3 separate regions of the Homo sapiens genome follow, and all the other regions are linked to region 3. The links are chromatin loops, found by intact Hi-C in ENCODE. Cell type or tissue: MCF 10A. All regions are shown on one strand. Links, peaks and the distances in the headings refer to the core of each region. The heading gives the core; the rest is flanking DNA.

Region 1 (10,354 bases), core at 3,208-8,207, 190 kb before region 3:
TGCACCTTCCCACCTCCCCTCTAATTCATATGTTGAAGTCCTAACTCCCAGTGCCTCAGAATGTGACTATATCTGGAGATGGGGGTCAGTAAAGAGGTAACTAAACTCAAATGAGGTCATCAGGGCGGGCCCTAATCCAGTGTGACTGGTGTCCTTATAAGAAGAGACTAGGACATAGATTTAGACAGAGCGAAGATTATGCGAAGAAAGAAGGAAAAGGCGGCTGTCTCCAAGACAAAGAGAGAGGCCTCACGGGACGCCAACCCTGCTGACACCTTGAGCTTGGACTTCCAGCCTCCAGAACTGTGAGACAGTAAATTTCTGTTGTTTAAGCCCCCTAGTCTGTGGTACTTTGTCATGGCAGACCTAGCATGCTAATATACCCCTCAAACTAGCCACAGCCCAAAGGGGAATTTGTTTGATGGATCATACACTGCAGGAACAACTGAGGTGCAGCTGGGCCACGTGAAACAACTGGAATCAGGGATTTGAAAGCCACTAGGAGCTCACCTCTATCTTCCATCTCTGCTTCTCTGACTTTGTCCTCCCAGAACCAGCTTCCTGTACATGGCAGGGAATGGCTCCCCCATTTGCAACTTAAAGCTTCATCACCTAGGAGGGACTGGCCTTTTGTCCCACTGCTAGTTTACAAAATCCTAAAGAAGGATTTTGATTGGCTGGCCTACGTCATTGCCCAGCCCAAGACCAATAATAGACACAGCAGCTAATTTGTTCAGCAACTACTCTGTGCAAAGCACTCCATTCATTCTACTAAATAATTTGCTAAACATGTGGGGTTATTATCATTATGATTACACCTTTACAGATGAGGAAGCTGAGTCATGAAGTAGTCAGGGAACTTGTCCCAGGGCACACAGGGTGTGAGCAATGTCCCTGAGTCCAATGTGGGGTGGCCAATGAGTGCAGCTAGCAGGTCCTGTTTTTTGTTTTTTGTTTTGTTTGTTTGTTGTTGTTTTTTGTTTATTTATTTATTTATTTATTTTGAGACAGGGTCTCCTTCTGTCTCATCCAGGCTGGAGAGCAGTGGTGCAATCATGGTTCAACCTCCCAGGCTCAAGTGATCCTCCCACCTCAGTGTCCTGAGTAGCTGGGACTATAGGCGCATGCCACCACACCTGCTAATTTTTTGTATTTTTAGTAGAGATGGAGTTCACCACATTGCCCAGACTGGTCTTGAACTTCTGGGCTCAAGGGATCCTCCCACCTTGGCCTGCCCAGCCTAGCAAGTCCTTTCTAAACCAATGAGTCAGTGCCAGTCTCCCATAGTCCCTGTAAATCTTGCCACACCCTTCAAGTATCATCCACTATGCAGCCACCTTGCTGGACAAAGGGTGCCCTCTGAGATCCTGAGAAAAGGCCACAATGACTTCTGGCTGGCAACTCCATCATGCCTTTTATTCAAAGGCTGCAGTGGCTAATACAAAGAGAGGCCAGCAGGGTAGTAAACAATCCCTAAATTGAGAGCCTGGGAACTCAGAGAGCCTGACCAGCATCTTGCCCTAAGCAGTCCTGCCCTGTGCTCCAACCTAATGGGATCTCTGAATTCTCCTTGGGCTTTCCAGGCAGCAGAGGAACTTGGCAGGCAGTCTGTAGGGTGAGTGATTCTTTTGTTTTCTACCTCTGCTTTCTCCTCTCCTTCTTTCTCCTATAACTTGTGGACTGAGACACATGCTTGAAGGCAGGTGTCCACTTTCATCCAGCCCAAGAGGCAGGCACTCCCAGGGCCCCTCAGCCCACCCTACCAGGGATGGCACTTCCTCTTAGGCCACCCAGGCTTTCTCCTTGGGCTGGCTGGAGCAGGGATCATGGCCAGAACCTTGGGAAACTGCGCAGCGACCCAGCATCTCAGGGATTCACTGGGCCTTTTCATGGAGATCACTCCACCCAGGATGCTACCTGTGTGAAGACTTGCTATATTCATATTTTTTTTTTACAACACTTAGTTTTAGAAGAAGAAACAAGGCCCAATGAAGTTTAAGAGCTATTCAAGGTTGTACAGAATGGTAGGGCCATCTTTCCAGCATGTCCATGCTGCTTTCTGGTCCTGCTAGTTGAACTCTATCCCCATGGACACCATTCAGATCACGTTGCTTGAGGAGCCAGGTGGGGACTGTGTTGGGGCAAGAGAGGCATCATCTGGAGTGAAAAATGGAAGGGGACACCAAGAAACTCAGTAGTCAAGATAAATAACATTTTTGTGCAATAGTTTTAAAAAAACATATTGGCCAACTGTGGCCCACGGGCGGGCTGTCTGTTTCTATAAATGCAGTTTTATCAGGGCACCGTGGGCTCATCCAACCTGTAGCACTTTGCTGCTATAACAATAGAGCCTGCCAAAGACAGAGTGAGCTTCCCTGAGGCATCTCTTACTTTGGTGCTGAATTAGTCAGGGTTCTCCAGAGAAACAGAACCAACAGGATGTGTGTATATATATATATAGAGAGAGATTTATTTTAAGGAATTGGCTCGTGTGATAGTGGAGGATTGGCAAGTCCAAAATCTGCAGGGTAGGCCAGCAGGCTGGAGACCCAGGGAAGAGTTGCAGTTCAAGTCCAAAGGTGGTCTGCTGGCAGAATTCCCCTTCTGATGGGAGGCTAGTCTTTTTCTATTAAGGTCTTCAACTGATTGGATGAGGCCCACTCACATTATGGAGGGTAACCTGCTTCATTCAAAGTCTACTGATTTAAATGTTAATCTCTTCTAAAAAAAATACCTTCACAGAACATATCGAATAACAAATACAGTTTAACAAAATATCTGGGTACTGTGGTCTTACCAAATAGGCACCTTCTATTATTATTGAATTTCGGATTGCCATCTTATTTTCTATATGCATACATTATTTTTCTTTACAGCAAGAGAAGAAAGCCTTGCATTTGGAAAGAAGAGACTGTATTTTACATGTCTTCCCATGCGCTTGCATTTTCTAGCGTATTACTTAGCACAAAACAGACACTAAATGTTTGTTGTTTGATGGGAAACTATTAATTTGGCTACTTTTTTTGGCTTCTGATTAATTTATTTATTCGATCAGAAACTTGTGAGGAAACTTTGGTTACTTTTCAAAATCCAAGCACAAAATAGTTGAGGTATGAATATCAGAAAAACAGTCCTTTCAAGAATATCTTCTCTTGTTCTTCCAATTGTGCCTTAAAAATCAGCCTCCAGCACTTGACCTTTGAGAGAGCTCTGTGTGAGAGGAATCAAAGCCCTGTCAGTCTTTCTCTGTGGAATGCGGGAACTATTCCTTTTGCAATTTCTTCCCTCTAAAACTTAATCCTAATAATAATGAAAGTGATTTATCAGATTAAGACACAAATTAATCCTGTCAGAACAACTTGATGTTATCATGTTTAATTTCAAATTTAATTATTTTGGTATTTAATTACAAAACAGTTACTTTATTGTAATTATGTATCATTTTAAAGTAGAAAGAGGCCAAAAAATCCCTGATAATGGGCTACCCTGAGGTATAGCCATTTTTCGTTTATCTCCGACATGTATCAGCCCTGTTTCTTGATTTTCCTGTAGCTTAAGCTTCTCTTCGATGTATTCTTTAATTTCTCACTTCCTATTTGTTTTTGGTCTCTTCTTTACTCTCCTAGAACCAATATCCAAAGCACATTTTCACCGCTTACACTGATTTCTACTACTAGGCTTGAAAGGTTTGAAAATATCACCTTAAACAGCATCACTCTACCTGCTTCCACCTTCTGAGAGCAAGGAGCTTGTGTGTGGTACTTTAAGTCGGGAGTTGCAAACTTCAGTGTTTTGAGTGTCATCCTGTCAGTAGGCATCCTATGCTAGCATGGGCCAGGACAGCAGTCAGCACAGGTGCCGGCCACAGCTTTGCACCACAGCCACTGGGTTTGCTAACTTTACCCCTTTGGGAATGAAGGTCCTAGGGAAGGTGCCAGTCTAGCTGATGGATGGGTTCTCCCAGGGCTCAGGGAGCTGGCTGTTTACTCACAGGCATGGGACTATTTTGACATCTCCACCACTGGTAGAACTTTACCAGAGCACACTGGTTCAGCCCCATCCCTGCCCACAGGGACCAGGCAGGTTAGGAAAATGGGTGAAGCAGGTGAGTGTTCCGTGGGGGGGTGGGGATGACAGGGAAAGGAGAATGTGCCCCACACCAAAAAAGTATCCTGGTGATGATCACAGCAGGAAGTTTTTCCAAGAGAAAGCAAAAATCCAGATTTTTTAAATGAGAAAATTTCAGATTTTAAAATGTTTGAAGCCAACTCAAGTTTTTGTTCAAACACCTGTGGCTCAACTGGAATATAGCCAGGGCTGGAGCTGGCCCTTGGGAGTCCCCTCCCCCAGCTTTAAGCCAATGACTCTCCCTTCACCACTGGGGCTCTGTCCTCCCACCTTCTGTTTAAAAGTGAGGATGGGCTCTGGTTTCTGCTTAAGATGTAGAAAGCTGGGGAAACATCATTTCCACCCTTACGATGAGAAAAAACTGACCATTGTGCAAATTCACAACTTTTCTTGAACCTATAGGAGAGCTGAAGCCACAGGGTAAACAACTCAAAATCTAAAGAAAGACAAGTACCTGTAAGGAAAGAGGGGACATCAGCACTTGCTTACCTAGAACAGATGTCACCAGATGCCATACTAGTCAGTGAGAAGAGTTCACCTAAAATTTTTAATGACTTGCTAAAGCCTAAGTGAGGTTAGTGTGAAAATATGGAGCCCCTGGGTGCCACAGACGCAGGTGCTGTGTTGAAACTCTAACCCCAGCCGGGCACGGTGGCTCACGCCTGTAATCCCAGCACTTTGGGAGTGTGAGGCGGGTGGATCACGAGGTCATGAGATCGAGACCATCCTGGCTAACACGGTGAAACCCCATCTCTACTAAAAACACACACACACAAAAATTAGCCGGGCATGGTGTGGGCACCTGTAGTCCCAGCTACTGAGGAGGCTGAGGCAGGAGAATGGCGTGACCTGGGAGGCGGAGCTTGCAGAGAGCAGAGATTGTGCCACTGCACTCCAGCCTGGGTGACAGAGCGAGACTCCATCTCAAAAAAAAAAAAAAAAAAAAAAAGAAACTCTAACCCCTAAGGTGATGGTATTTGGAGGTGGGGCTTTGGGGAGGTGCTTAGGTCATGATGAGGGCAGAGCCTCCATAAATGTGACTAGTGCCCTTATTAAAGGAACCCCAGAGAGAGCTGGCTTCCCCTTCTGCCACATAAGAACCCAGTGAGAAGGCAGCCATCTCTGAGGAAAGCCAGCCTTCACCAGACAATGAATCTGCCAGCACCTTGATCTTGGACTTACCAGCCTTCAGAACTGTGAGAAATAAATTTCTGTTGTTTATAAGTCACGCAGTTTATGGTATTTTGTTATAGCAACCCAAAGAGACTGAGACACGAGGGAATTTGTACATACTAGCAGGCTTTTCTTCCCTGATCTCACCAAGCACTCATAAGAAAGATTTGGAGCAGAGCAAGAGTCCTGAGAAAGCGTCTTTCGTGGTGCAGCCCTTGGGCAAGGGAACAGCAGCAGCTGCTGCAGGAACAGTAAGAGGTCCTTCCTCCCTGTGGAATGATGATAAGTTGCTAAGAGAAGGGCAGCGGACTCCGCTGCCTTTAGAGCACCCACTGCAGCTGGAGGAAAAGAACAGAAAAAAATCTCCACCCCTGAGAAAGAGGCTCAAACTAGTAAAAGTCTCCTACAGCTGGGGGCAGTGCAGAGTCATTTAGAAGGCCTCATTCTTGAGACACCGGCATGGTGCCTGCCTGACAGGTTGAATCAGAACAAAGAACGCTCCTTCTCCCACCCACACACTGTGACTGGGTCAACAAGTGTCAGGTAACAAGGGACACCATCTATTGCTAGGACAGGGGCAGGAGCATTGCTAGGAGAGACAGCCTCTCAGAGGTGCAGGTGCAATAATACCTGAAGCTAAGATTGAAGCAGACACTGAGAAAAACCCTCTGGAAACAATTCGCATGTCCTACAACTGGGGAATAGATTAAGAAACTGTGGTGCATTGTACAACGGAATACAAAACCGCAAGATAACGGACTGAACTACTGATACACTCAATGACACAGATGAATCGTACATGTGTTGTGTTAATTCCTACATACTGTAGGATTCCACATACATGACATTTGTGCAAAGGCAGAACTATAAGGACAGAAAACAGATCACTGGTTGCCAGAAGCTGGGATTGGGGCAAAGATTAAACACCAAAGGAGAACAGAGAAATTCTGGGGTGAAAGAATTGTTCTTTATCTTGACTGTGATAATGGTTCCAAGACTATGCTTTTCTCAAGACTTGCAGAACCATACACTAAAAAGGGAGAATTTTACTCTGGGTAAATTATACCCTAACAAAATAATCAGAAAAAAATAAGGGTCATTAAATTATCAGGTCAACCATCAGTCCATATCTCTTGACCATTTTTTATTTTAAGTTGGTTTAGTTGTCCTAAGAGAAGTAAAAATCAATAGCAAAGGATGAGCACATGAATAGGTCAGGCTCCTTTTAACTGTAAACGACAGTAACTCAGCTCTATCTACCTTAGGACCAAGAGTAATTTGATGAGAGGACTGTCTGTATCTCTCACAGACTGGCAGCCTAGGCACCTGGAACAGCGGGAAGCAGGAATCCACTTCTGGTCCTGTGTACATCACTCTCATTGCACACTGGCTTCTTCTAAATGGAGGTGAACATGGCTCTCAGCAGCCCCCCTGCCTCACATTTCACAGCTTCACCAACAAGGAGGAACTATGTCTTGTACTCTAATTCCAGTTCAAAAGATCCCAGGGAACACTCTGATTGGCCCAACTGAAGCCAATCAACAGTGGCCAAGAGGAAGTGATCCTGTGATTAACTTCCATAACACATAGTTGGAGATCTAAATAGACAAAATATTAATTGTCTATTGCAGCTTAGCATAATTTTAATGCAAGAAATTTTTTTTTCTTCTCCAAAAGATGCTGAAGTTCTCCTTCTGGCTTTAGGTCATTTTAGTTTTGTTTAACAAGCAACTATTGTGAATCTGCTCTGGGGTGAGAGGTGGAGGAACCAAGAAGAGTAGGACAAAGTCCTTCCTTTCAAAAACCCACATCACAGTCAAATAGGGGAGACAGCTACATAAGTAGCTCATTGCAAAGTCCTGTGATAAGTGCTATGAAAGCATAGCTGGAGAGGAACCACCTAACCAAGTCTGGGTCACAGACAAGATTTCCTGTAAGAACTGATTTTGGACAGTCTTGAAAGTTGAGTTAGAAGGGGAAGGGCCTTCCAAACAGAAGTGTAAAATCCAAATGATTACAGGGGCATGGTTCTCACAATTAATCAATTGACTGTAAACCCCTCCATGGGAGAGGTCAGGTCTTTATGATAAAGATACAAATACTTTACTTTTTTTTTTTTTAGCATTTTATCATTTTCAGAACACTTATCTAACAGAAACAGTACCACAAATAGGGAAATAAGAACAAAACAAACTTCTGAGAAAAAGATGAGTAGATTTTCTTCAACAGTGCTCAGCCCACACACGCCCCACTGCAGTCCCAGGAATAGGACTGGCCTGCAGGTAGGTTAATTGCTCCAAGATTGGGGCTTTGCAGGTGGGTGTGGTGGAATCTGAAAATGGCCAGGAACTTCCAAGTTGCTAAGCAATGCCTCATGGGGCCTAGACTGGGCAGTGAAGGTCGATGCAGACCTGTGAGAAAAGCGAGCATCAAGGAATTTGAGTTCTAATGAGTTTAAAGAACCAAACATGGGAATAAGGCCACAAGGAGTTGGAGGGAAAGAGGGTGAAGTCTGAGATGGAAAGATTTCTGAGATTGTGTAGTTCTAGCAGGTGGCATGCTCCATAGGATGTGGCTGTGCCAGGTTTGCTGAAGAGGTCGTGGGGAAGATAGTTATTGGAGGTGAAGAGGTCAAGGACCTTTGAGACAAGATGTTGGATGTCATTGAAGTCATCAAGGTTTATGGATAAGCCTAGAGTGGAGAGCAAAGCCAAGAGGCAGGTGCGAAAGCTTTCAGGGAAGAAAGGAAATGACCAGGAGGCTATGAAAGATGGCCACTGGGAGGGGAGAAGGAAGTAGAGATGGATGACAAGAGCTTCAAGAAGAAGGCCTTTGCATGGGCATGGAAGAGCCAGGTCCATGAGCAACTGCAGAGTCGGTGGGAGACGGCCATCGCTCCACTGGCAAGATGCTCCTAAGCAAGACAGAAGAGCTGGAGATAAACGAGCAGCCCACACTCAGGAAGTAAGTGACAAAGCATCGGCCAGCATCGAAGGTGCCAGCATAGCAAATATTTGCCGAACACCAGATTCTGCCTGAATGTAAAGATCAGCTCAGTGTTCACCAAAGTGTAGCACTGCATTACTTTTCATGAGTGAGATGGTCATTTTCTCAGTTTAAGACTAACAATCTAAGACTAACATCTTATTCTACTGTGTATTAGAAAAAATATATGCCACTTTGGGAGGCTGAGGCGGGTGGATCACCTGAGGTCAGGCGTTCGAGACCAGCCTGGCTGGCTAACATGGTGAAACCCCGTCTCTACTAAAAATACAAAAATTAGCCAGGCATGGTGGCAGGTGCCTGTAATCCCAGCTACTTGGGAGGCTGAGGCAGGAGAATCACTTGAACCTAGGAGGTGGAGGTTGCAGTGAGCCAAGATCACACCATTGCACTCCAGCTTGGGCAACAGAGCGAGACTCCATCTCAAAAAAAAATATATATATATATATATATATATTTTTATATCTATATTGAAGATATATATATATATTTATATATCTATATTGAAGATATATATATATATCTTCATGTTTACCTGGAGAATTCATAGATATTATCGCTTAGAATGAGGCTAAGGTTTAAAATAGGGCCAATTTAAAAAAAATATCAACTAAATAATAAGAGATGGTACACAGGTAAGGAGGAAAGTGTGAAGGTGGTATGCAAATACCCAAAATGTGAGAAACACTGGCTTATCCCATTTACTTTTCACAACAACTTGGTGAGTTAGATATAGCTGTAATTCCCATCTGTGTATCAGGGCTTCAAGGCTTGGGGCGTGGAGTAACCTTCTTAACTACCAGGAAGCAGTGCAGCTAAGGAAGCTGCAGCTCTGCCTTACAACCCCGAGTCTAATCACCACGATACGCTGCAGCTCCAATTCACATGAAGGAAGGAAGTCCCAGGTCTCTGTGCTACTCAGGCCTCCACCAGTCTTGGTCCTGGGTATTCTGAAGACACACAGTCACCCACGGTATTTTTTACTGAAGTATTTTAGATGCTGGTTCAGCCCAATTTCTTCTAGAATATTTAAAACAAGAACAAAACATCCCCACAGCATCTGACCCTTCATGTGCAACCTCAGGCTCTTTCCACAGTCTCCCCCATGCCCAGCCTCTGCCATGATGGGCTCTGGGAAGCACAGCCCCTGTGGAAAGCTCTGGCTGCTTTCCCAGCTCCCAGACTCACATGATGAGCCATGCCGCCAGACACGGGGTCTGGCTTCCCAGAAGATAGGATAGGCGATGTGGCCCAGAAACACAGGAGAGTTGACTCCCTCACCCCTGACCAGTGGGGGACAAGAGGTAGGAGAGAACCAGGGATAAATCCCCACTCCATTCCTCCATGATGGGCTGTTTCGAGGCATGGCATTTCTGTAAATCTGTTCAGAGACATCCCCCATGGCAGAATGACCAGCTGGGCCTCTTGCTGAAGCAGGGCCGGCTCAGCAAGACAGCGCCTTGCATTCCCCCCACCCTTTCCCTGTGTTCCTTCCTTCACTCTCACTCTTGCTGCCCTAGGATCGTACCTTCCCCTTACATGGCACCTCACGCTCTCTATTCAAGGGAGGCTGGGCTACGTGAAACCAAGCAGGGATTTCCATCCTACCCCCGCCAAGCCCCCAATCTCATCCATAGCGATTTTAAAAGCCAACTTCAAAAGTGCAGTGGGCTACTCTCTCACCTCACAGGACTTCCAGAGGAGTAAAGTGACCTGCAGGCAGGGGCTGGGAGGTGAAGCCTGCTTGAGTAGAGGGTGCCATAGCAGCCACTGTGCCTCTGTAGGCCCCTCAGCATTCGGGTGGGGCGTCCAGCGAGGCAGACCACATCATCAAATGTGCAGAGACGGCAGGTGGACACGAGTGAATAGGGTGAGAACAGCAGCCATGAGGCTGTGCAGTCTCACCCCCGCTGGGTGCTGGCTCTCCCTGCCCCTGCTTGATGGGCTGTGGGCTGGCAGCAAGTCCCTGGGATATTCCCCTTAGGTGGAGGAGGGGAAGCACCTTGTGGAGAGAGACCTTTGAACTGGACAGTGATCGAATTCCTGGATT
Region 2 (10,354 bases), core at 392-5,391, 70 kb before region 3:
TAAATCTGCAAAAGCAATTCAATGGAGGAAAAAGAACCTTTCCAACAAATGATGCTATAACAATTGGGTATCCACAGGCAAAAACTGTACCTCAACCTAAACTTCACATCTCAGAAACAAATTAACTGAAAATGGATCACAGATACAATGTAAAATGTAAAACTAAACTCACTTTTAAAATTAAAGAAAATCTTCCAGATTTAGGGCTGGGCGAAAGTTCTTACACTTGACACCAAAAGCAAGATCCATAAAATGAAAGATTGGTAAATTGAGTCTCCTCAAAATTGGAAAGTTTTCCTCTGCAAAAGCCCATGTGAAGAGAATGAAAAGACAAGCTAGAGACTGGAACAAAATATTTGCAAACCATGTATCTCACAAAGGACTTTTCCTAGAATATATAAAGAACTCTTCAAAATGCCACAGTAAAAAATAAAAACAAACCTCTAATTAGAATATGGGCAAAACATGGGAACAGACATTCCATGAGAAAAGAAATAAAGAAAAAGAAAAGGGTATACAGATGGCAAATCAGCACATAAAAAGATGCTCACTATCATTACCTTAGCCACCAGAAAAATGCAATTTAAAACCACAATGAGATATTACTTACCTATCCGAATGACTAAAATAAAAAAACAGTGACACCACCAAATGCTGCCAAGTGTGAAGAAAAAAATTGATCACACCTACATTGCTGCTGGGATTGTAAAATGGCACAGGCAATCTGGAAAAGAGTATGGTAGTTCTTACAAAACTAAACGTGTGCTTACCACATAACCCAGCAATTGCCCTCTTGAGCGTTTATCCCAGAGAAAACTTATGTTCCCACAGAAACCTGTACATGAATGTTCACAGCAGCTTTATTTGCAACGGCCAAAATCTGGAAACAACCCTGCAATAAGTCCTTCAATGAGAGAATGGTTAAATAATCTACCGTCGTGGTACCTCCATCCCATGAATACTACCCACTAATAAAAAAGAATCATCTATTGATAATACATAATAATTGGATACATTTCAGGGGAATTATGCTGAGTCAATAAAGACAATCCGAAAATACTACATTATTGTATAATTTCATCTGTACAACATTCTTGAAACGACAAAATTGGAAAAAATTGAAAGTAGATTAGTAGTAGTCAGGGATCGCCACTCACCCTCCAGGTAGGTGTGGTTATAAAAGGCAAAAAGAGGGATCCTGTGATAAGTTCGGTTCTGCATCTTGACTGTGGTGGTAGTTGAATTTACACATGTGATAAAATTGTATAGAATTATTTACACACACACAGAGGTTGAAGGAGAGAGAAATGAGTACAAGTAAAACGGGAAATCTCAGTAAGATGGGTGGGGTTATACCAGTGCTAGTATCCTGGTTGTGATATTGCACCATAGTTTTGGGAATTTTTACCACTGGGGGAAACTGGGTAAAGGGTGGGTGCACAGGATCTCTCTGTATTATTATTATTTTTTACAACTGCACGTGAATCTATGATTATCTCGAAACATTTAAATATGTATTTTTTAATGTGTGAATACTACTGGGCTATATATTTTTAAAAAATAAAGTACAATCGTCTTAAGAACGCAAAGGCCAAGGGGCAGAAGGCTATTTCTTAAATTTTAAGAAACCACCTAGTTCACAGGTGCCACCTCCTCACTTTGCTGTCAGCGACGTGATGTGCTCTGCAGTGCTGGAATTGAGAGTTCAAGAGAGAGATACCGGTCCTGGCCTCTCGGTGTTCAGGTGTGTGTATAGGTGGGCGTTGGTGTGAGAACGAGCGAGAGAAAGCGGGAGCAAGAGCGAGAGCTATGCCTCCCTTAGTGTCAGGGAGGGTGGCCGGCTGATGAAGGTGCTGTGCAGAAAGCCGGGGAAGGGCTTAAAGAGGGTGCTGGCGCCTCGGGAACGCCCTCCCGCTGCACCCTACAGGAGGTCGTGGGCGGTGGCTTAACAGCCCCAGTGCAGAGCTTGAACCCCACCGTCCAGAAGGAAAGGTGAGTGGGGGACCCGGGCGGGAGGTGAGGCCTGCCGGCAGCGGCCCTCAGGCGTGCTGGGCAGCACGGCTAGCAGAGGCGGCGCCTGGTCTTGGATGCTGCAGCGGAGACGCCAAGGAGACTGAATGCAGGGAGCGAGGCGTAGCGGCCGCGGAGGGTGGGGCCGCCCGGAAATCCAGGCGGCGCCAGCCTTGTAGCATCTGCAGGCCGGGGGCGCGCACACGAGGGGCACGTGGGTGTGGAGGAACCGGCGCGGCGGGGCCTCCTTCCTGCAGCGCCGCGGCGGTCGAGTGCCCGTGCTGGAGGAACGGCGAGTGGGGTGCCTGCCCCGCGCAGGCGGTACCCGCCGCCCCAGCTCCGCACACAGCAGGCACGGCCAGGGACCGGGACCGTGGCCCAGCGCCTGGAGGCGCTCTCCACGCGCATCTTTCCCGATGCCGGGGCGGGAAGCCGAGTGGCTTTGTCCGGAGATGCCAGGGGATGTGGGCAGGGGACGAAGAGGTTTCCCAACTGGCCAAACCCTGGCTTGAGGAAAGACTGAGGTGGTCATTGACCCGTGGGAGCGCCCTGGGGCTTCGAGGGAACGGCAGCCGAGCCCGGGAGACTGGTGTTGGGTACCCGCGGGGGCCGGCGGGTTCCACGTGGGTGGACCCCGAGCTGAGGGCAGGGTAGGGTCGCGGATCGCTGACCTATGAGCTCCCCTACTCCCGCACAAGGACACCTGCACATGGACCCGGGCTTCCACCCGCTTCTGGCTGGGTTGGCGCCGGGAGCGCGCAGGGGAGGGACGGCGGCGGAGTGCGGGGTTTGGCGGGTGAGGTGGGTGAGGTGTGGCCGCGGGGGAGGGGGCGAAGGCACTAGAAGGCTGCGGTCGCGCTGTCGCTGCTGTTCCCACCGTCGGCGCGGGGCGCGGAGGGGGCGAAGAGGTGCCTGCCAGTCGCACTGCGGTCTAGGGGTGAAAGGAAAAGGGTCCATGTAAAGGAGAAAGGGCAGGCAGAGACTCTTGCTGGTGCCAGCAGGCACGGAAGGATGTGGCCGCGGGGACTTGGAGTTTAGAGGGCAACGCTGGGTGTCATAATGCCGGAGATGACCCCGGGTGCAGAGGCGATTCCAGTTGGGTAGAGCTACAGAGAACGTGGCCCGAGAAGGGGAGCTTCCTTAAATTAGACATATCCTGTGTTGTCCTAAACCTAGCATTTACCCTCTCCCACCCCGCTCCCACAACCTCCAGGGTCCTAGCGGAGTCATTTAAGCGCTCAGTACTACCAGCTTCATTTTAGGTAAAAATCAAGACTAATTCTGCACTTTATTAACCTCCTCGTACCCAAGTCACCACGGGGCAGCTTTTCACAGCCCTAAGGCGTGGTCACTTCAAGCCCACAGCGAGTTGCTCGTGTCCTCGGCTTCTGCTCCGCAAATCTCGGACGATGCCACCGGAGGACGCTGAAGGCAAAGGCTGGTGGGGCCAGGCGCCGGCGAGACTGCCGCGCTAGCACAGCTTCCGCGGGAGCCGAGTGCTGACGGGCCTCGCGACCCCCTCCCGAGGGCAAACGGCTCGGCCCTCCAGGGACACTTGGTCAGTGTCACTCTCTCCCTACCGGGTGTCGCGCATTTTCTCAACAGAACGTGACCCCGTAGACGGATGAACTCGGAATCGGCAAAACCCGCCTGCCCTTGTCTAGTCTCTCTGCCCCACCACACCACTGCCCTTCACTGCGGACTGCGCCGTGTGCGCTCCGGGACCGCCCCTGCACCTTTGCCCACAGCTTCCCATTACCAAGGCAGCCGGAGGAAGACCTTTCCGAGTTACCTGTCTCACGTCAGCAGCCACACCGAGGCGGTCCCCCTCGCACCACTCCCCAAGTGCAGAGCCCCTGAAAGTCCGAGGCTCCTGTGCCACGCACCCTCCCCCCTGCGGGGCGACCCCGCGTATGCGTGTGTGTGTCACGCGTTTAATCGCACAGAGTAATTCCCAGACGTGCAAGACAAAGCATTTCAAGCAAAGATGGTCCAGAGTTCAAATTGGAAAGCACATCTCGAGGCGCTGAATCTGTTCTCGCCGTCTGCCTCGGTCTCTGGGGCGTCGCATCCAGGAGAAGGGTTTTAACTCCCTGCCAGATCCGCTCGGAATTAGCTCTTCTGGCGGTGCAGCAACAAGTGGCCCCGCCGCCTCCCTTGTGCACTCGGAGGGACTACATCCTCCTCCTCTCCCAGCCCCTAGTCCAAACGGGAGTAGGTAATGGCGGGGAAAGGGGGAGGTGACGAGAGCGGGGAGAAGGAAGTACATATTTTTTAATTGTGAAATTGTCTGTCTGCGTGCTGTGCTCTGGGATTCTCTTGTCTCAATCAACTTCAATTTTAACGTGGCCGTAACGTTAAGATTAAGACCTAGAAATGAAAACGTACCCACCTTTCTTATTACAAAGGTCGTTTGTTGTTGTTGTTTTTTTAAAACACCAAGTAACCCCCCCCCCCCCCCCCCACGGACTTATACTTTGTTTATGAGATTTCTCCAACCTTGGTGGTTTGGAGAAATGAGGTGGGGGAGGGGAGGACCAAGGGCAGCAAGACGTCCACTACGAAAATAAGATACTTACTAATTTAATAGGGCCGTTCCTTTTTACATAAGATGCTCCCCCACCCCCCACCAATTTACAATAGGTAAACTTTGAGCTTCCTCAAAGTTTCGCTATCTAGCGTTTATGCCCGAAGCTTTACGAATAAACTCCCTTTCCAGGTAAACCTGCCCAACCCTTGTCCTATGCCCAGCGAAGCCCAGGTACGATGGGTCAAGGACCCCTGGCTTCCACATTGTCTGAGTCACGTTCCAGTTGGAAAGGCCATCTTGGGCGAGGGACGTGTTGCCCGACTGGTCTAAATAAGGAAAGAAAGTGGAGTACCAAAGAATCAAGGGCCTCTGTTCCTCCCCATCCCGCCACCACCACCACCGGTCCCCGGGCTCTGCTGAGCGCTGCGGCGGTCTTGGCTGAAAACTGCGTCCCCGCCCAAATCGAGCGCAAAACTCCCTTGGACAGAAGTTTGAAAGAATCCAGTGTAGAAACAGACTTCTCCGTCCAATTTGGTTTTAATCAGTAATCATATAAGTATACCCACATAACCACCTAAGTGGAGAGCAGACGCCCAGATTCACGGTCCCCACGTGTTGCTGGAGTTGGCGCAGACGCGTGTGCGGGCATAGCGGCGGACGTGACACCGCATTTTCTCCGAATTCCTGCCATCTAGGGTGGTGCCGCCCCAAGAGGGGGCCGTGGGGAGGTGGGGTAATAGGCTGCGCAATCCACTTGCTCTGGGGGAGCTTAGGGTTCAGAGCAGAGCGCAACTCCGGGGGGCTGTCGCACAGCCCCATTCTCCCACACCAGAAGAGCAATGCTCCTTATGGATGATTAATAGCCGGGCTTCTCCTGACCATGCGGCGCGTCCCTGCCGGCACCACTTAGTTGTTTTAATTTGACCTTTATTAGCAACGTGCTCCCAGAGGCTGCGAGTTGGATTCGCACCACGATAACGGCCCTCTCCCCTTCCACCCGGCCGGCTTCCTGGGAAGGATCGGGGACTGCAGCTCCCGCGACGCCTCCTCCTCCTGCGCAGGGAGCAGGCCTGAGTTCCTCCACGTAATGACCTGGGAGACCTCAGGCATCCCGGGGCCTGGTCGGAGGGTCTTCGGGCCCTGGAGCTGGGCGGTGTCTGCAGTGCACCGCCGTGAGTTTCTCTCGGGTACAATGTGCTGGTGTGCAGAGAGGAGGAAAGGAAAAAAAAAAAACCCAACACCACTCTTAAGTGGCACTGGCATCTATGAAGTGGCAGTGGTCTACACTGAGCGTGCCCTTGCCTGGAGGTGTAGGGGGCGGTTACTGCAGCCGAGGGGAGGGTACTGCGGCCAAGGGCAGGGCGAGAGGACAGTCAAGGCCGGCTGGCCGCGTGGGAGCCTTTCCTCTCCGGGTTCAGCGGCCGGAATCACCAGCACTGCGGCTAAAGGGGCTGGTAGGCTCTCCTGCACCCCGCGTGCTCCTCCGCCTTCTCTGTGTCCCCCGGCTTTTCCAGGAGGAAGATGGGGTGCCCATCGCGAATGGGGCGCGCCGGGCCGCCTGGCCGGGCGGTCACGTGTCCCCCCTCCCCCGCCACTGCGGCGGGAGTTCCAATCAGAGCGCGCCAGGGGGCTCCTCCCGGGCAGGAACCACCCGGCTCGGCGGCGGAGGGTGGGCCGCCGTCACCTGACCGCCCGCCCCCGCCCCCCGCGAGTAAGGGGCGGTGGTAGCGTCTGCTCGGTTACAAATGGCCCCTCCCGCCCGGCTCGCCCGCTCGCTCGGGCTCGGCGCGGACCCGCCTGGGCGTGCTCCTCCCGCCGGCTCCAGGCGTCCCACCGCCCTGCCCGGCGCCAGCCCGCGGTCCCAGCCACTCCTGAGGGCGCGCCGGGCACCCAGCGCGTAGGCTCGCCCACGGAGGTCGACACGGAAGTCTGGACCGCCGAGGCGTGTGGCTCGTCTACCGGCAGGTGAGCGTGCACCGCGGGCGTGGGATGCTGTGGGGACAGTGCGGGGGACGTGTGGGGTCTTCGGATGCGAACGCGAGTCCGTGCGATGCCCAGGTCAAGTTTGCAGAGAGAGTCTGCGGTGTCTGTCTCCTTGGCCTCCTCTTGATGCTCCTGCGGGTTGGGGGCTCGGACCAAAGCTTCTATTTGGGGGAAGGGCTTCAGGACATTCTTGCCTTGAGATACTTGACAAAGGTTGAAAAGACACATCAGGTGGGAGCTTGTAGCTGCTGCTGATGGGGTGAGACAGGTGCAGTCGAGTGTGCACGCATATGTGTGTGGCTCCTGGGTAAGGGTCAGCTCGAGATGGGGAGAAGCCTCTGCGACGGGTCATTCTGTCCCCAAGAGCCACTTAGATTCCGGAGAGTGAAATTGAGCCGCTCTGAGGTGGTCACTAGATGTTATGGCAGCAAACCAGTGACCCCCAGTATTTCTGATATGACCCTGTAGTAGAAGGAGTGCAGATGGTTCAGTACAGAGTGTGTGAGGTTTTAAGGCACCCAGAAAAGATTCCTTTTACCTTATAACTTCTTGACAGAAATTAGTATTAAAAGTGCTGAATCATGCAAAAAGATTAGGAAAATAATTTACTTAATGTTTTGGTAAAGTTTTCCAAAGCTAATAATATCTGCATTTTTGGATCAATGCTTTAAATTTAAGATGTAGGCACTAGGTATTTAAAATCATATTTTAAGACTGTGCCCTTGGCTTTATGACTATCAGTTGCTTTTCTTTCTTTATGATTAGTTGTATCCATTCATTACTTCTTACCACTTTCACTACCCTCAAAACAAACAAAACCCCGGAAAAAAACCCAAGACATGGGATTTTTATTTTTATTTTATTTATTTATTTATTTCTGATGTGTTCATGATTGTAAAGGGAGTGGAGGTATCAGTCCTGGGAAATAAAAAAATCCTCCTCTGATGAATGCAGTGATGGCCAATTTGATCAATTTGATTTGTCATATGCCACTGAAGGGAATGTCAAGCTGATAACATGCAGACTGGAGAGAAAATGAAACAGGAGTTGCCCATTGAGGAAGACATAAGCCCTTATCCGATTGCACTCAGTGAAGGAGCTGGAGGGTAGTCCTTCCACATTGGAACCTGAGTCCTTGGTGGAGGTGCAGTTTTTGATGCAAGTTCTGAGGTCAGACACCATGTAACATAAAGATGAATTTAAAAAAAAATCAGAGTCAGGATTAGTAAAATGGGTGTGTCCAGCGACAGCCTTTGCCCATTTACTCTTGGCTGCACTGTCTGAAATGCTCAGTGGCCTGCTGACTCATAAGGGAACAAGCATGGCTTAGCAAGATTGGATTTTACTTGTAGACTCTAAAGAACTGTACTTGTTAAAAAAAAAAAAAGATTTTTGAAAAAGCATCATCGGAGACATCCATAATAGAGAAGCTAGTCTCTCTTTCTCACATCTCTTCTTCCAGGAGGTTTCTCCCTGATTCCTTGACTTGTCACCTTTATTTCAATACCTGTCATCCATGCTTGTGCAAAACACATCTGATTTGACACAAAGGTTTTAATCTGAATCTTAACATGAGAAACGGTGGGACTCTTAGCAACATGATTATTTCAAAGGTATTTTTGAAGGATACTGAAAAACTGGAATATGAACGATTAATTGAATTTTCTTTACAGCACAGACTCCCTTAACATTGCATGCAAGACCAGGGAGCCCCACCCTGTTTCTGAGCATCTGCATGAAAGACCAGGAAAGGAATTCGACAATTGCAGTGGTGCAGGGAGAGGCAGCTTCTAGGCTTGGGCATTACCTTTATTTAAATAATTACTAACAAATTTGGAGGGTAGGCTTTAATCCATAGGCAGGTCTTAAAAAGCACAGTGTTATTTCTTTTCACCTGTCAGCTTGTTAAAATGTCCATTTAACTTTGAGAGGTTGATTTTGTTAGAAAAGGGATACAGATCGAGAGCTTCCAAATTTTAAGATCCTAGGGCTAAAAGCCATAATTGATTGGAAGGACACATATTAAAGCATACAGTGAAGCCAAAAAGAGTTATTTTTGCTTCGATATTCTTAATAAAATTTTTTTTATAAAACTAAGTTTTTTAGAAAGAGGGGGGCTCCTTTTTAGGCAGTGAATGGAATAAATCAGCTTGTGCGATAGACCAGCACCTGGCATCTCAGTTTGAACAGAGATGCATAATTGGAGCAAGAAACAGATGAATGAGCTTACCTTTTACTGCTTGGTCCTTCAAACAGAACCCAGTCATTTCACATCAGATTAGAGGAAGGCCATTTCTACAACAAGACAAGGAGATTTCAAATCTTGTTTCAAATCTATGGGAAAGAAAATGTTTTGAGCTGCTCTGAAGAAAGAGGCATTATAAATTTACAGTTCATTATTATAGTTAGGTTTATCCGCATCGTCTACTGCAGATAGCGGGTCTGACCAAGAAGAAAAGAGATACAAAGACTTTTTTTCTTTCCTTTTTTTAAGACAAAATTTTCAAAAGGATCCCTACTTGGTTACCTTCCATTTTTTAAGGTAAATATATCATTTACGGAAGAGAAAATGATACGTTTTCCCTTGATGGCTAGAGTGAATTAATGCATTTTCAGACCTGAATGTCGTGACCAGTTAGCAGTATCTCAACAGTTCTTCCAGTCTAACGTGATACTCTAGGTGAAAATTGCAGGTTCTGTTCTGAACTCATAATCTTAAGCTGCTGAAACTACCTTCTGCTTTTTTCCTGTGTTTTTTTTTTTTCTTATATTATCTTTCCCCTCTTTTAAATCCACAAACTATACCTACAAATCCTAGCACCTAGAAGGCTTTGAGAGTCACCAGGAACACACAATCAGGTAAATTGTCTGTGATTGCGGGTCATTCTAAAATCAAAATAGATTTCAGCGGCGGCTTCAAGAATCAAATTGGTCAGACGTCTCTGGTGCTTTGCTCAGATGCCGGCGCCCTAGCAGCCTGCTTTCAAAGAGGGTCTTTTCCTAAGATATGCAGTGATTATTTTATGGAAATTAGCTCTACCCACTTGCACAGTTAATTGCAGTATGAGAAGGTTCCAGAACAGTACCTCCTTGAGTTCGACAGTAAATATGCACACATCATTGTATGACGAGCATTCCAGAACACCCACCTCCCAGCAAAGTAAATTTGCTGGCTGAATAAACACCTGGGCTGCTTTAGCCCACAAATGGCAACAAGTCTCATGTTTTACCACAAATGTACACTAAGCCTTTTTAGGACACTGCAGAGCCTTGTAGCATGGAAAGGGGCATCTGATGTCTGAATTCCTGTAGAGTTGGCCTCCAAGAATCTCTCTTTTTCCACTTGAGGATATCAGGTTATGAGTTTTTTTTTTTGAAGAATTTGAAGAAAATTGTTTGCTCATCCACTTATTACAGGGAATTGTAGTTAGTAATATCTTTGGCGTTAAGTATTTAAAAATTAATGATATTTTTGGGTGTGTGAGGGTTGGATTGAGGCAATAGAGAGTATCCTTTAGAAAAACCATTTGGAAATTGCTGCTCCTTTAAAATTATGTGACATTAAACACTTGTACATGCATCTCTGCAAAATTCAAGAAATGTGCTTTGGTGTGCGCATTGTGCCACATACACATGCATCCTACACAAACTGGAATTGCTATTTAGGACTGTTAAACTCTTCATTTTGAGAAGACTTAACTTGGGTAGTGGGGAGGGTTTTTATTTGTTTCTTTCCTGGTAGAAGTGGGCTCTGAATCTGTTGTGCTTAGGATCTTACTTAGTAGGTAGGACCATCAAGAAAAGACAGTGAATGAATAGTTCTTAAAAGTA
Region 3 (10,354 bases), core at 3,396-8,395:
CATGGTAAGCAGCTCCCTTTACCCTTTTGAGTCACAGTGCTGACTATTGCAAAGAAATGTACAAATCAAAATGTGTTTGCATTTTATTTATGCAGAAGCAGGAGATGGCAAATTTTAAACCCTATTTTCAATCAAACCTGGAAAAAAAATGTTAAGATTTGAGTAACTAGTTGGAACCTTGCTGCCTCTCTTTTCACTTCAATATAGGTCTGTTTCTTCCTGATTACTGGACTCAATAAGAGAACGAAATGTTATGTAGTCAGCAAATAGAGTTCATGTTACCTATTAGACCGTAATAGCTCCACCGGACATGCAGAAATGGAACTTGATTTATTACAAAACTTGAAAGAAAGAATCAAAAAGGGAGGAAAAGAAAGAAAAGCAAAGAAACTAGCCACAGATCTGCCTCATCAAACAGCCAATCAGTGTGCCCAGCAGCATAAAAACAGCACATCCTGCAGCCAGCTGGCAACAGAGGGGGAAGCAGCCTCCCCTACCTGGTTGTTCATTTGACAGGAGCCTCGGGAACTGCATTCATTATTTGGGTCTCAAACAAGGGGTGTCGTTTGTAGAAAGGATTTTATTTTTTAACCGCTTTTTCAGGTATGGTGTTCTTAACACCATACTGTGGTTTACCCAGGAAGTTAATTGCTTTATTCTTTTACATTGACCTTGAGAGGATTTTATATCTGAGAAAAGTGACATTTTGGTTTTCTAATTTAGAAGCACAAAGGAAGTTGAGAGAGACAGTGTATGAGCCTGATTCACACTTTGGGGAAAATTGCTCCGGTTAAATTATACACTCTTGGAACTGGGAGCAAAGATAACATTCTTAGACTTAGGCGTTAAATATGATTAATGGGACAACAGGGATAACGTCGATGCCCCTTCGTGTGGACAGCCGGCTTGCGTTTCATCCCTGAAAACTTGTGTGGTTGAAGGGCTTGAGTACACACCAGAGAAGGTGTGCTCACTTACAATTCTGACTTCTCCGGCAGTCACGAGCAGTAATAGTAACCCTTTGCCTACAGTTTCATAACGCGCTGTTTTAGCAAAGGAGGACCCTTCCCCCAAGAAACACGCTAGTAGAAATGCCAGCCCTTGGGGGAGGAGGGTCACCGTGAGATGAATTCACAATGTATACGTATCCCAAAACATTATGTTGTGCATCATCAATATGTACAGTTTTTACTTATCAACAAAAAATAAATAATGAGGAAAAAATCATGCTGGCAGCTTTTAAAAGGATAGCCAGTTTGGCTTGGTGTGTTAAGCTGACAGGTTGCTTCCTGTTGGATCCCACTCACCCCTGGGCTGAGGCAGGGGCTGGTAGCTTATGATGCCAGCACAGGCTTCCAGGACACATTTTGACAATGCTTTTGAGTAGTCTTACATCTCAGTGGGAAGACCCGGAGTTCTTACTCAGCTGACAGAGAAAGCCACATGTAAAACTCAATCATTTTGGAATAATGATGGAAGGACAAGGGTAATCTATGGCTGTCACCTTCTACTCCTCTGGGGAATATGTGATGTCTTCGTCTCCTCAAAGAAGAATAAAAGATGGGGGCAGGACTTCCCCAGGGGTTAGTGTGGTGGCAGGTGCCACCCCATACACTTTCTATATTATTAAGGAGCTTCTGCAGCAATCCGAAAGGCAAAACAAAGTTGAAAGTAATTTATCTTCTTATCCATATCAAGATCAGGGTAATATTTGTGTGTGTTTTTATATACTTGAAGTAAAAATTAGAATAGTCAATTAACCCTATTGGGAATTTTAATACTTTCATTTAAAAAATACTTTCTTCACTCTTTTCTTTGAAAAGCACCACAAATTACTGCTTAATTTTGGATTCTTTCCTAGATTTTAATGTACCTTCTAGGCATTAAAACAGGAATATATCTGATATCCATCTGACATTTAGAAATTACATTTACTGGTGTAACTTTCATTCTTCATTATTACTGTTATTGCTCTAATTGCCAGCACCCATTGTTCATTCATTGTGGTGTGAAAAACAAAATTGATGAAAGTTTATTTTTCTCTCCATATCCAGACCTGCCCTCTCTATCTGCCAGTTCTATCAGCAAAACACTTTGGGTAGGTCTTGTTTGTTTTAATCCCTTCAAACTGCTGGTTCCTGCCCAGTAACTCCCGAGCTGGCTTTCAGGTGCTTCTCTGCCAAAATATGCTGACTGCATCCCTGAAAATTGATCGTGTGTTAAGAACTGCTGAGAGGCTCAGCCACGTCTGGGGCCAAGTCATCATAGCCAGGTCCACGGCAAGGGAGAGCCCTCCCGACAGGCAGCGCTGCCCTGGACGCAGGAGGTCTGAGACAGGGAATATGCGCATGGGAGGTGGTAAGAGAATTAGAAGGTGCAGAGATGGGGGATATGAGGAGACGGGTAGCAGTGGGGACAGAGTGAGAACAGAAGCAGGGAGATGTGTGGAAACTGGTGGAAAAAAAGAAGCAGCAAACCAGAAAAATGGCTGATAGGATGTTGATAATATCGCAGGAATGTTTTTAAAGGCCTATTTTCCAAAAATGAATATGGGGGAAACTGAGAAATGAGGATACCAGATAAGTTCCACCTGCAGAGGCCTAGAAAGGTTGGCAGATCCATGTGGGGCAGTCACAGGTGCTGAGAAAGAGGGGCGGTTTTGCAAGGTGTGGGAAGCTGAGTGGGATGCAACTCCTGGAATTGGGGGTGACAGCCCAGAGAGTGCTGGCTGAATGAATATTCGGCTGAATCTGCTTTTTTAGCTGACCTGTTGGAATGCCTAAAGCCCAACTGCCAAGCACTCGCTCTGCACATTATCTTGAGTCCCCTTTGTGATAGTAGTGCCCTCTGCCTCTGGCTCCCCAGGCACTCACTTTCCTCTAGGGAGACAGGCAGGGAGTAGGTGGGTACAGGACAGCTGTGGTATGGGAATAGGGTACCTCGGGGCTGCAGGAGCACTAAGGGAGAGGCATCACCAGCCTTCCAGGTTAGGCAGTGCTGTTCAAGCCAACACTGGAGGAGGGGGAGAGGGAGCTGCAGCACGAGCTCTTAGTTGTATAAAATTGAAAGTGGGTAGGCTGAGGAGGGGTGGAATCACAGAACCTAAGAGAATTCAAAGGAGGGTAGCAGCCTATCTTTCCCAAGTGGCATAGTCTGTTTTTTTTTAATCCAACTATTTTTTAAATTGTACTGGGCATATGGTACCTTCCAAGACCAAGAGACAGCCAGATGGAGTTGAGAGGGATCATGAAACCTGTTTTGTTCTAGCAACTCTAGGGCTGCAAATATTGTTCAGCCTCCACTCCCTAAGGCTACGGGAGCTCATAGTGGTGTGAATTCCCAAGGGTTCGTGCGGGCACCACTGTGTCCCCTCAGGCAAACCACTGGTCTCTCCATGCAGTTGCATCCTTTAACACCCAAATAGAAATTATCCATTCCTTGGTCATAGTAGAATGAAATGAAAGCACTATGGAAAGGGGAAGGCTGTCCACCATTGAGGGAATTCCTGGAAATGGCACACTCTTGGTTCATGGCTCAGAGATGAGCTCCAATGAGCATTCACCATTACTGTCACTACGGTCCCACATCAGCAATGACCCAGGGGTGCAAAGTGCCTGCACCGCAGACACTGTCTCTCCCCAACCTTATGATGCAGGTCAGTCAATAAGTTCCTTGCAGTCAGATCTGGGGCTGGGGGATGGGGGGATGCATTGTCATGGCTGCCAACGAAGAGGAACGAGAGAAAGAGGAGTAGAAGGATTCGTAGAAAGATGGATGGAGGGATGGATAAGTGTAGGGGAGGCAATCTTAGTTTCCTCATCTTAGTTTCTGCAACTGGATCCCTGTAAATTAAACTGGCAAATGACAGTTTCACAACTTATTCAAAAAATAAAGACATTTATTAACATATGTATTGTTGGTGTACACATGGGTGCACCCAGTGATGAGTAACCAGAGGGATGGTCAGAACTTGGGTTTATAAAACATCTTAGGCTAAAGGAAAAGGGGCTTATGGATTCTGGGCTGGGAACACTAGACTAAAGAGGGAAGGTAAGAATAAGCCTTTAATTACTTGAATGCCCAGCAGCAGTGGTAAGGACCCTATACATGAGCATATAAAGTAACTCCTCTCCCTTACCAGGAAGAGGAAGACATCTTTTACAAATGGAAACTTTCCTTGTGAGTGTAAATTTACTTTACAGAAGAAAACCTTGTGCCCTGTTTTTGGAGCTTTGCCTGCGTCGGCTGTTTCTCAATGGCCTTTAGCTCAAAATCATCCATGTGCCAAAGAAACATATTTTGGGGTGGCATATTCTGCTGCCCTTCAGATGGAAGGAAGGATGATCTTGTATCCATAGTCCAACTTCTAGTTGAGCTTTTGCTCTTCCTCCTCCCCGTAGCAATATAGAGAATCAGTGTAAGATTTGGCTTCTTTTTAAAAAAAAATTCAACAACAATTTGCCAAGTCCCTGTTGTATCTCTGGTACACACTCCTCCCCTCAAGGAGTTCATGACTAAAAAGGAAAAGTAAGAATAACCCTTCAATTACTTGAATGCCCAGCCACAGTGGTAAGGACCCTATATAAGGGCATATAAAGTAAACTAGAAGTCCCAAGGAAGGTGTCATGACTGCCAGCTGGGAGCTGACCTTGCAGGATGAGGAGGAACTGAGGATACAGATAGCCCTGCATGGAGATGCCTGCCCATCCCTGTGGGAAACTGCAAATGGTTCCTTTTGGTTTGTGTATAGTTTACTTCGAAGTGGGGGTGGGGTGTGGAGCTGGCAGAAATAAACTGGAAAATGTAGGTCAGGACCTTATTATGAACATCCCTAAATACCAGTCTAAGAAACATGGACTTTTTTCTGTTGAATGTGGAGTAATTGTATACATACTTTGGAACACTGTGCTGCAATTAGCATATGTACCAACATGAATCGACTTCTGAGACCTGTGGTTTAATGAAAAATGTGAGTTGCAAAAAATATGCCCAGTATAATATCATCAGCGAAAAAATACTCTACAAAACAGTTCTATGTGTTTGCGTGTTTTCTGTGGGTCTGAAAGGACCCACACCAGACTGCTAACAGCAGTTACCTTTGGGGCGAAAAGAAAGAACTAGGGTTTGGGAGTGAGGAGTATTGAAGGGGGATGTCAGCATTTTTGGAAATCTTTTAGTTTTATTTTAACAAGGAAATGTTATCTTGCCATTAAACTGTAATTTTAAAATTCAAAAGATAATGGAGTCATTGGCTTAATTCCTGTTCTAAAATTTTCAATTAGAGCTTGCACATTCTGAGAATTGGGAAGATAGTCTCAAACCAAACAAAATCCAGGGATTAAAAAAAAAAGTCCCCACCTCCCCGACTCAGAGCCTGCAGAGAGAAGGAACTCTTTGGACTGCTTTTCTCCCAGGCCTGAATGGCCTTATTTGTTTCGTTCATTGATAATCAGTTTCAGGTGATGAGGGATGCTCTTGACCCACGTTGACCTTGCAGCAGCATTCTGCATTCCTGCCCATGACTGGATTCCACCCTGTGGCGGTGGCTGGCTCCGGGCAGCGGTGGTGAGTATGTTTTTCTCTTTCCTGGCACCAGGATCATTTTCTTGGAGAGTCTCTGTGGACGTTGGCAAATAGTTTTGGCCTTCTTCCAAGAGATTGGGTTTATACCAGTCTAAATGAGGCAGGCATTTAATCAGTCACCCAGGGAACAGGCTTGAGGCCCTCTGGTGTCTTCTTTATAATTAATTTTTAACATTTGTTTTCAGTATAAAATTTGGGCCTTTATCCTCTTTGAAATAAAAACATAGCATGCATATTAGACTGTATTGGCACTAAACTTCACACACCATTCTTTTATTCCCTTCCAACTATTAACTCCTATTAAGCAAGACAGAGGGATAATAAGATCCCCCTGCACTCCCCCGCCTTGCTGGCTTGTGTGATGCTTCATCCTCTGTAATTGCCTTCGGTGGCCAGGCTCTTTCCTATCATTAGTGTGCTTCAGAGGCTCCTTGTCAGGGCCCCGGCCACCTCCCAAGCTGCCATGCACCCCTTTTGCCATGCAGCCCTTTAATGCTACGGCCTTTCCCCAGCCCAACCACTGGGAGGCCCTGGTCCACTAAAGTTCTTGTTAACAAGACACAGGGGGTATTTCTGGATTTTTAACCCTGGAACTTACACTGGAACTGCTGCAGATGATTTCCTGTTTGTTCATTTGATTGACCTGCTCTTACGTCCTGAGAGCCCAGGCCTGGGTCAAAGGAACCCGAAACATCACAGTGGTTCTCGAACCTAGATCTATATAAACAACACTGAGAATGCTGACTAGAAGCGCAGATTCTGAGGCTTCTCCTCAGACCTACTGAGTTGGAATCTTTAGGACAAATGGAAAATTAACTGGCAACTTTTTGTTAAGCTGTGTAATTATTTGCAAGTCACTAAGTAAAGTGATCATTTTTCACTTTCTTTCAGAGAAGTTTCAGCACAAACTTATCTTTAACCTTCAATACCCTGGACTTTTTCTTAGGGCTGCTATGTACCCTTTGTGCAAATTAGAAACAGGAACCCTTCTTTCTGGACAGCAGCAGGCCACACAGAAGGCAAGACTAGGCCTGTGGGGCTCAGGATGCATTTCAGCCCCATTTACCTCCTTGGCCAGGAGTCTTTGTGCAGTTAACAACCTACACGGTTGCACATGGCAACCCTGCTTACTCTGTGCTCTGATGAACAAAATAGCTACCCTTGAGTACCTACATGTGTAAGCACAGGGTCAGCTTTTTCTTACGTAGTTATTATCTGTAACACCAACAGCAACTCTTAAGGATTTATGTTGAGAAAACTGAGGCTCAGAAAATTTGAAAATTTCCCTAAGATAACACAGTCAGAAAGAAGCAGAAGATTAAGACCCATACCAGGCTCTGATGTGGCAAGCAGTTGGCTGGATAGGAAATTATTTACAGTCAGTGCCTTACTTCTTCAACAAGACCATGGATAATTCCTTGTCCTCCTTCCCTCTGAGAAAACCATTAACTCCGGAGCCTACGAGAAGGTCCCTCAGGCCAAGAGTTAGCTGCCTGTCTTTGCTGCTGAGTGAGCAGAAGCCTCAGGCCTCCTGATGATGAATGAGTAAGTGTTTAGGAAGCACCAGGAGACCCGGGTGAAGGGCATGTGACATGGTAAAGCCTTAATGATTGTGTGTTTATTATTAGCAAAAGTTTCACTTTTTCCAGCCAGCCACCATGATTAAAAGTCCAGTTTCTCTTTTCATTTTGTGTAAGAATGTGAGCAAAGGGCTGAAAGTCAGAGAAGGATCATGAAATTGGAGTCAGTAAGGACTCCTTACTAAAGTTGTCCTGTCCTCTGGATTATCAGCTGTTTTCTGGAGTAAGGAGCTGCCCTGAGCAGAGCGCCAAATTGGCTGCCGATGAGGTTCGTGCTAGTTGCCACTTCTTCTCGGCACCTGTACCATCAGCCATGGCTGCGTTAGGAACCCGCTGGAACTCAGTGGCTTCCACAGCACTCAAGTGTTATCCCAGGGCTGCAGGGCAGCTAGGGCTCAGCTGGCCCAGGGTTGGGTGGGTCAGCTGAGTGGGTCTGCTTCTCATGGCTCTCATTCCCCATGGACTGGCAGGGTAGCAAGACAAGCTCTGCTCATAACAGCGGCAGAAGAGCATGAAGGCAAGTGAAAGCACTTGAGGTCCCTTAAGACCTAGGCCCCAGACTGGTACACCATCCATCTGCTGAACTCTATTGGCCAAAGCAAGTTCCGTGGCCAACCTAACGATGGAGCACAGAAGTAGGGTCCTCTCCCCTCTTTAGCAGGAGGAAGTGCAAAGGCACGTGGCAGAAGACAGAGATGAGGGTAAGAATTAGGGCCAGCAGTTCCCCCAGCACAGCCCCTCAACCTCCGAGGCTCGTTTGGTGGAAGCTTCCCCTCCTTGCAGGCAGCTGGAGAGCCTGGGGCCCCGTCCTCTGTACGCTGTCCTTATCAGTATTTTTCACAGGGCACAGAATTCAACCACCAGGTTGCTCACATTTTCAGAGAAAATCTGTCCCACATCAAATGTTTCTCATTCAATTCTCAAAAGCTCTTCTATGCTTTTTCCAAAAATGCCTCCCTCACACTCTGAGATCACAACCTAAGTTTTGCTCCCTTTCTTCATTTCTAATAAAATCTGAACTATGCAGATTGCCTTTCTCATAACCATGGTAGCTCGTTGTTGGCCCTTCCTTGAGTGGCGTTGGTCCTTCTCAGAGACAGAGGGCGGGGATCCCTAGCTGCCCTTGTGAGCGCATCATTAACTCTGGGAAGGGGCCACTGGCTTCACCATGATGCTTCTTTACCCCCCTCACCGAGAGAGCAGCGTCATCTCCCAGACTGTACCTTCCCAGGCCAAATGGCAGTTTTTTGAGGGGTCATCTAATCTGTCAGTTCCTAAAACTAGGTGGACATTAAAATCAGCTGGGACGTTGAATACAAATTCAGATGCCTGGGCCTGGACAACAGCAGGATGGGGCTGGAGGGTAAGCTCAGTTGGGAGCTGCTATCACTTTGCCTGCCGACCTATCTCCACTTGGAGTGACAGACTACTCCAGAAGCTAAGCCTCTTACTATCTGTTACCCAAATCAGTAAGACATGGTGGCATTACCAGTGTTATGCAAATGTCTTTTTTTTTTTTTTTTTTTTTTTTGAGACAGGGTCCGATTCTGTCACCCAGGCTGGAGTGCAGTGGCTCAATCTCAGCTCACTGCAACCTCTGCCTCCCAGGTTCAAGCGATTCTTCTGCCTCAGCCTCTCGAGTGGCTGGGATTACAGGCACTCACCACCATGCCTGTCTAATTTTTATATTTTTTGTAGAGACAGGGATTTACCATGTTGGCCAGGCTGGTGTCAAACTCCTGACCTCAAGTGATCCACCCACCTCAGTCTCCCAAAGTGCTGGGATTACAGGCATGAGCCACCACTCCTGGCCCGAATGTCTTCTTATTAAAGCAGGAGGTTCACATTCCTGCAGAATCTGCAGCCTTATTGTTGTGTGACCACAGGTAATGGGAGACAGCTTGCATCCTCTGGCCCTAAGAGTCCTCTTTGATTCTTTCAAGAGGGCCAGTTGAATAAATAAGTTCAGCATAGACAGATCAGTCACTCTGAACTTTACATTACCTGCTTTAGGGTTTAGGTTCTTCAGATCACCCACTAGGGTTCGAAACTGAGCAATCTCTCCAAGTGACGTCCTACCTAAGGCAGACTGTGAGGGGAGGGTGAGTCCCTCACCTCCATCGTCTGTGTGGCTATTTAAATAATTCTTTTGAAAGGGCACTGTGACCAGCAATTACAGACCCAGCTTTTAGACTCAACTCACTTCTTACTCTGACCTTCCTTCCTCAAGTCATTTTCCCCCTCTGGACCTCGGTGTCTTCATCTGGAAAATGAGATGATTGAATTAGGTTATCTAGAATCTTGCCACTCAAAATGTAATCAATGGGGCTTGTTAAAACCACAGAATTTGAGGCTACGCCCTAGACCTGCTGAATCAGAATCTGCAGATGATTCATGTGCACATTAAATTTTGAGAAGCACTGTTCTATAAGGTACCTTCCAGGAGCTTCAAATTCTGTGCCTTTGAAACCGTCGTTACCCTCCTGTACCTTTCCTGTCATTCTCCTCATGTTCCTTTTGTGAAAGCCTGTCTTAAAAGCCATCTGGTCCCTGGGCCTTCCATCATCAGCATTGCTGCTGATTCATTGTGCCGCCTTCTAGGTAAAGAGGCCTCATATTCTTTCATGCCAAGGATGAGGGGCCAGGAAATCCAGAGCAACTTAAAAGCCCTGAAAAGTCAGGAAGAAAACGGTAGTTAAAATTCTGAGCAAGCCTCATGCAAGTCTGGGTCACTAGACACGTCAGGATCACAAAATAGATTGAATGTTCCAAGAGTAGGGAGGAGCAGAAAGCAAGTTAGAGAACCAAAACCAACAGCAAGGAAAATATTATAGAAGCATGCAGGAAACCTATTTCCCATTACTGCTTGTCAAAAACATAGGCTGATATACACCCACGAAAAAAAGATTATAAATTTCCCTTGTTCTTTTCCTTCACTGTTTTGAAGAGGAGTTTCCTATGGAGTTGGAGTTGTGTTGATTGGCAATTTATTTGTGAATTGTTTCATGAAACCAAGGCTTCTCTTAGCAGTTTTCTGTTGTTCACTACAATTAACCATGGTTTAGTGGAAACTTCCTTTTCTCCAAGCCAACCTCCCCACCCGACCCCACCCCACCGCACCTGCTTCAAAGGATATCACCACTTAAATAACAGGCTCCTAAAGCTAATGGAAGATATACTTTTCCTGTGCT

What was found. A loop is a pair of places that touch in the nucleus more often than their neighbours do. Peaks named below come from ENCODE experiments on the same cell type or tissue, not always from the same donor. Only the 100,000 strongest peaks of a DNase experiment are listed, where the experiment ranks them.
Region 1: it touches region 3 in a loop (2.0-fold over the local background); 4 of 110 quality-filtered maps call a loop at or near these places.
Region 2: it touches region 3 in a loop (7-fold over the local background); 4 of 110 quality-filtered maps call a loop at or near these places.

What each region holds. Positions count from the first base shown.
Region 1 is chr3:43,873,647-43,884,000 of GRCh38, forward strand. The region is part of intron 1 of LOC107986081 (a long non-coding RNA gene); the gene reads right to left. Among named protein-coding and RNA genes, the nearest start is that of ABHD5, 190 kb to the left of the region's middle. In MCF 10A, for the core only: a CTCF peak has its summit at 5,664 (motif pointing right); no DNase peak of the experiment used is centred there.
Region 2 is chr3:43,993,023-44,003,376 of GRCh38, forward strand. It overlaps LOC124909489 (a long non-coding RNA gene), which reads left to right and starts at 6,310. Exons shown (of 5, transcript XR_007096256.1): 1 at 6,310-6,505. RefSeq lists silencers at 2,204-2,403, 6,037-6,566 and enhancers at 3,534-3,643, 5,517-5,576. In MCF 10A, for the core only: a CTCF peak has its summit at 3,433 (motif pointing right); a DNase peak (open chromatin) is centred at 3,429.
Region 3 is chr3:44,059,905-44,070,258 of GRCh38, forward strand. The region is part of intron 2 of LOC124909489 (a long non-coding RNA gene); the gene reads left to right. Among named protein-coding and RNA genes, the nearest start is that of MIR138-1, 49 kb to the right of the region's middle. In MCF 10A, for the core only: no CTCF peak of the experiment used is centred there; a DNase peak (open chromatin) is centred at 5,617.